2 separate regions of the Homo sapiens genome follow, and region 2 is linked to region 1. Evidence: read pairs that join two places in POLR2A ChIA-PET (ENCODE). Cell type or tissue: PC-9. All regions are shown on one strand. Each heading gives the region's core, and the rest is flanking DNA. Links, peaks and the distances in the headings are about the cores only.

The links. ChIA-PET counts read pairs that join two places held together with the same protein. Peaks named below come from ENCODE experiments on the same cell type or tissue, not always from the same donor. Only the 100,000 strongest peaks of a DNase experiment are listed, where the experiment ranks them.
Region 2: POLR2A ChIA-PET joins it to region 1 with 5 read pairs; 5 of 35 experiments call an interaction of 5 or more read pairs at or near these places.

The regions. Positions count from the first base shown.
Region 1 is chr12:104,276,104-104,279,017 of GRCh38, reverse strand. The region is part of intron 3 of TXNRD1 (thioredoxin reductase 1); the gene reads right to left. The region is part of intron 1 of TXNRD1-AS1 (TXNRD1 antisense RNA 1); the gene reads left to right. Among named protein-coding and RNA genes, the nearest start is that of TXNRD1-AS1, 3.3 kb to the left of the region's middle. RefSeq lists an enhancer at 2,899-2,914. In PC-9, for the core only: no CTCF peak of the experiment used is centred there; DNase peaks (open chromatin) are centred at 1,337 and 2,347; H3K4me3 peaks cover 2,500 bases; H3K27ac peaks cover 2,500 bases.
Region 2 is chr12:104,349,404-104,352,317 of GRCh38, reverse strand. It overlaps TXNRD1 (thioredoxin reductase 1), which reads right to left. Exons shown (of 17, transcript NM_001093771.3): 17 at 2,011-2,914. Among named protein-coding and RNA genes, the nearest start is that of EID3, 47 kb to the right of the region's middle. In PC-9, for the core only: no CTCF peak of the experiment used is centred there; no DNase peak of the experiment used is centred there; H3K27ac peaks cover 2,500 bases.

The DNA.
Region 1 (2,914 bases), core at 1-2,500:
ATCATGTTCCCAGCACTTAATATAGTATGCACACATAGTAATTGATCAATAAATAATTGTTGAGAGATTAAATCTGTAAAAATGCAGATATTACTTAGTTAATTTGTATATTCCATCTTTTTCACAGAGAAAAGGAGAAAAAAAAGCTTTTACAAGGTAAATGTTAGGGGGTCCTCAGTTTTATAAAGGTAATTTGGCCTTTAAGAATTTGATCAGAGGCTGGGTGCGGTGGCTCACGCCTGTAATCCCAACACTTTGGGAGGCCGAGGCGGGCGGATCACGAGGTCAGGAGATCAAGACCAGCCTGGCCAACGTGGTGAAACCCTGTCTCTACTAAAAATACAAAAAAGTAGCCAGGTGTGGTGGCGTGCACCTATAGTCCCAGCTACTCAGGAGGCTGAGGCAGGAGAACTGCTTGAACCCGGGAGGTGGAGGTTGCAGTGAGCCAAGACGGCACCACTGCACTCCAGCCTGGGTGACAGAGTGAGACTCCATCTCAAAAAAAAAAAAAAAAAATTAGGCTGGGCGCAATGGCTCAAGCCTGTAATCCCAGCACTTTGGGAGGCCAAGGCGGGCGGATCACGAGGTCAGGAGATCGAGACCGTCCTGGCTAAAATGGTGAAACCCGTCTCTACTAAAAACGCAAAAAATTAGCCAGGCTTGGGGGTGGGCGCCTGTAGTCCCAGCTACTCGGGAGGCTGAGGCAGGAAAAAGGCGTGGACCGGGGAGGTGGAGCTTGCAGTGAGCCGAGATCACGCCACTGCACTCCAGCCTGGGCGACAGAGCAAGACTCCGTCTCAAAAAAAAAAAAAAAAAAAAAAAAAAAAAGAATTTGATCAGAGGCCAGGCATGGTGGCTCACACCTGTAATCCCAGCACTTTGGGAGGCTGAGGCGGGTGGATCAGAAGGTCAGGAGATCAAGACCATCCCAGCTAACACGATGAAACCCCCTCTCTACTAAAAATACAAAAAAATTAGCCGGGCGTGGTTGTAGGCGCCTGTAGTCTCAGCTACTCGGGAGGGTGAGGCAGGAGAATGGAGTGAACCCGGGAGGCGGAGGTTGCAGTGAACCAAGATCACGCCACTGCACTCCAGCCTGGGTGACAGAGTGAGACTTCGTCTCAAAAAAAAAAAAAAAGAATCTTGCCAAAGGTCACAAACCAGGTAAGTGTTGGAGCTGGTATATAAATCCAACTGTGCCTACCTCCAAATCCATTGTTTGTCTTACAATTAAATAATATAGAGTGAGGAACAGGCTAAAAACCGGTAAAAACAACAAGTAAATCCGGTAAACTTGATTTGTAGGGACAAAAAAAAAACCCCGGTAACCTTCTGATAACAAACAAGGAAAATCATCCATGAATCATCCACCCTGAAAACTCTGGAATCTACTGAGGGGACTATGACCTGTAGTCATTCTGTCTTTATTTCTTTTGTTTATTTGTTTGTTTTTTGGAGACAGAATCTTGCTCTGTCATCCAGGCTGGAGTGCAGTGGCACAATCATAGCTCACCACAGCCTCAAACTCCTGGGTTTAAATGATCCTCATGCCTCAGCTTCCCAAGTAGCTGGCCAGAGGCACACACTACCGTGCCTGACTAATTTTTTTTTTTTTTTTGAGACAGAGTCTTACTTTGTTGCCCAGGCTGGAGTGCAGTGGCGCGATCTCAGCTCACTGCAAGCTCCGCCTCCCGGGTTCATGTCATTCTCCTGCCTCAGCCTCCCTAGTAGCTGGTACTATAGGCGCCCGCCACCACACCCAGCTAATTTTTTTTTTTTTTTGTATTTTTAGTAGAGACGGGGTTTCACCGCATTAGCCAGGATGGTCTTGATCTCCCGATCTTGTGATCCACCCGCCTCGGCCTCCCCAAGTGCTGGGATTACAGTCATGAGCCACCGCACCCGGCCTATGCTTCATTTAAAAAAATGTTTTGTAGAGACAGGGTCTCGCTTTGTTGCCCAGGCTGGTATCAAACTCCTGGGCTCAAGCAGTCCTCTCACCTCAGCCTCCCAAAGTGCTGGGATTATAGGCATGAGCCACTGTGCCCGGCTCCCATCTTTATTTCTTATATCAAGCTATATGAAAGACATCTGTTTACATGTCCCCACTCTTAGAACCATCACTTAATGAACACCTCTGTGCCAGGAACTTTACATGTTCTCAGTCATCTCAATAACCCTTTGGGATATATATTATTATCTCCATTTACAGATGAGTAACCCAAGTTTAAGTGACTGTCCCAAGAGCCGACAGCTAGTCCAGGATTTACGCCTGCATGCTCTTCACTCTCCACCACAGTATTATTTACTTGAGGGGTTGGTCTTTCTTACCCTGGCATCTGGCACAGTGCCTTTCCCATAATGGGCACTCACTCAAGCTTCAAATTCAACTGGCACTTCAGCAGGCTTTTGACTGTTAGTGAAGTGGAAAAGAGAAGAAAGGGAGTGTAAGGTGTTCTGGTAAACCAGTTCTGAGTGGTGGTGGGGAGGCCCTGATTTGTAGTATTTGCTAATTTCTGGAGTTGAATACTCCCACTTTGGCTAATTTCAAGCTACCAACCTACTTGCAAAATTCCTTGATGTTTAACAAGGGGTCTCTTGAGCTGGTACGAGCCAGCTCCAGCACACTGCCCAAAGGCTCAAGTCGTCAGGTACAAGTTACTTTCACTTCTCTGTCTTCTCTTCCCAGCAGCTCTCTATACTTACATGTCACTGCAACCTCAGAAGAATAAGGATTGTTCTACCTCTGCTAAAGCTCGCCTTTACCAGAGCACTACAACCTATAACCTATCCCAATTCCAAGTGGTCTTAGGGGACCCCACCTTTCTTCAACATCCTCTTCCTATCTTGTATTCAGGGCCGTTTAAGCCATTCCGCCTTCAAATGTGCCCAGGTCTCCTCTTTTGTAAATCTC
Region 2 (2,914 bases), core at 107-2,606, 73 kb before region 1:
CCAGGGAACCAAGGGTGCAAGTCCTAATCTGAGTCTAAAGTCCCAAGAACCAGAGCAGCAAGGTCTGAGGGCAGGAGAAGATGGATCTCCAAGCTCAAGGGCAAAGAGTAAATTCACCTTTCTGCCTTTTGTTTGATTTGGGCCTCAAGGATTAGACAATGCCTACCCACATTGGTGAGGGTGACCCTCTTTACTGTCTCCTGATTCGAATCAGTGTTAATCTCTTTCAGAAACACCCTCACAGAAACATCCAGGAATATTTTACCAGCTCTCTGGGCATCCCTTAGCCCAGTCAAGTTGACACATAAAATTAACCATCCAGGCTAGGACAGTGGCTCATGCCTGTAATCCTAGCACTTTGGGAAGCCAAGGCAGGGTGATCACTTGAGCCCAGGAGTTCAAGACCAGCCTGGGCAATAGAGCAAAAAACCCAATCTCCACAAAAACTTAAAAAATTAGCTGGGCATGGTGGTGCATGCCTGTAGTCCCAGCTACTTGGGAGGCTGAGGTAGGAGGATGGCTTGAGCCCAGAAGGTCAGAGGCTGCAGCGAGCTGTGTTCGCACCACTGCACTCCAGCCTGGGAAACAGAACAAGACCCTGTCTCAAAGAAAAAAAAAAAGTAGCCACTCACAGTGGGTATAAAATGGTATCTCACTTCAGCTTGATTTGCATTTCACTGCAATTTAATTTGCATTCCCCCTCACTAGTGAGGCTGACTTTTTTTCTGTTTAGGCCCTTTCTACTTTCATTAACATTTAAATCAATGGCTCCTGACATAACAGGAAGAAATTAAAAGGCTTCCTATATGGCCATCTCTGATAGTTATGGCTCTACCTGTCAATCCAATTACACCAATGTTCTAAGTGCTTCTGTAGTGCCAGACCTTGTGCTAGAAGCTGTGGGGCACACAGAGGTAAAGAACCCTCATTATCTAGTGGTGGTGACAGAAACACACACTACACTCCATGCAGAGTAATTCAAAGAGCTCTAGAGACAATACAGAGTACCCTGGGAGTAGAGGTAGAGAACCAGCTGGAAGTTACGCAGAGCAGGTGACCTTTGAGGGAGGCTAGTAGTTATATGGGGACATAGAGCAGGTGTAGCCAGAACAGGCAAGGGAAAGCGCAGGCTAGAGCTGCAGATAACAGGTTCAGGGTCTGGCAGGGGACTGTGGGTCTAGTTACAGGCCTTGGGAAAACCTCAAAGGCTTGAGACAGGGAAGTTCAGGCAATAAGAGCCTGGCTCTAGTGGGAAGTAAACTGGCGGTGGAAAGTCCAGTTAGGAAAGTGTTAGAACATCTCAAGACAAGGTATTTATTAAGCGTGTAGACAGCATTGCTTGACGGCATGTGAAAATGTGAAGTCCCAGGAATTGATGCAGCAGACCTAAAAGCTTCCATTTGTCAGAGATGAATGGGAGGCTGCACTGCGAGGTAACTAAGAGGTAGCGCCTTTGAGGTCACAGACCCAACTCTGGCCTCAAAAACGTGATGCATTAACTGGCTGTGTAATCCTAAGAAAGTGACTTACACTTCTGAGCCTGTTTCTCCATCTATAAATGGGTACAAAAGCACCTTCTCTAATAGGATTGTTGTAAGGATCACATCAGCCAGGGTGTGTCAAGCACAGTGCCTGCACGTGTTGCAGTAAACACTCATTTAGCTGTTGTTATTACTAGCACCCTGCAACTACTTACCACAAAAACAAGTACAAACTGGGAAGGTTTTTGGTAAAGATTACATAAAAGAGGAGTTTCTGCTTAAAAAGTGATACCTAAGAAGATTAAGTGCATGTGAATGCATAATCTGAACATGGTAATCAACATTTCTGGAAACATTTATTGACCATCTATGTGCCTGATACTGCCAGAAGATGGGAAATGGCAATGAACTGATTAGTTCTTCTATACTTAAATCAGCATAGCATCATTGGAGCCTACTCAGCAGCTAGCTTTTCAACACAATATCAGAGATCTACTCAATACTCTTGCAAAGACTCCCAAGACCATCATTCAGTAAGAAGGCACACGTGGATATTATTAATGCCTTTTAATTTTAATGTTTCACATTGTTTTGTTTTTTTTCAGAAGATTTGTAACAAAAATACATGGAACTTAGTATATGTTTCAATAAAATGGGTAAATACAGAATCTGAACAAGACAAGTCTATAAGATATAATCCTTCTTGTGGGGATAGAACATTCCACTCCACTAAGAAAAGAGAATCACAACATGATTAGGCCTGATTATCTCATACCGCCTACTGTTCTAATTTCAGAGACTGGTGGACTTGGAGAAAAAAACAAATTAAAAATAAATAAATAAAACTGAATATGGTCAACTGCCTCAATTGCTCTCTCCTTTTCCCTTTTCCCATTTCTTTACACAGCCAAATGAGATGAGGACGTGAGGCAGAGCCCTGTGGGGGACGGTCAGGGGCTCTGCTGCCTAAATGCCAGGCAGATGCATGGGTTCCCTGAGGTGGCCCAGAAATGTATTTTGACCACTCAGTGCTGCAACTGAGAAATACAGGTAGAGTAGCAGGAATGAAAAAGAAGCTTCAAGAACTGCTGGCAGGAGGCCTGATGTCCACAAGCACGTGTTCAAAACTCAACCTACACAGTTAGAAAAGACAGCTGAGATAGAATCCTCAGCCAGTACATTGACAAACACATAACTGAGGCATTAATACCTCTTTATAATAATGCAAGTTGAAATGCTAACAAAGCATAAACACTTCTGCAAAAATTCCACAAGGCACAGTTGTTCATTCAACAGAAAAAGTCAAAACCACTTGGTTTTTAAATGAAAATCCTTCACATCCACCTGTGTTCAAAATATTAATAATAACTTATGATATTAATAACTTCCTTTAAAAAGCAATTACCACAAAACAGCTAAATCATAAGCATGAA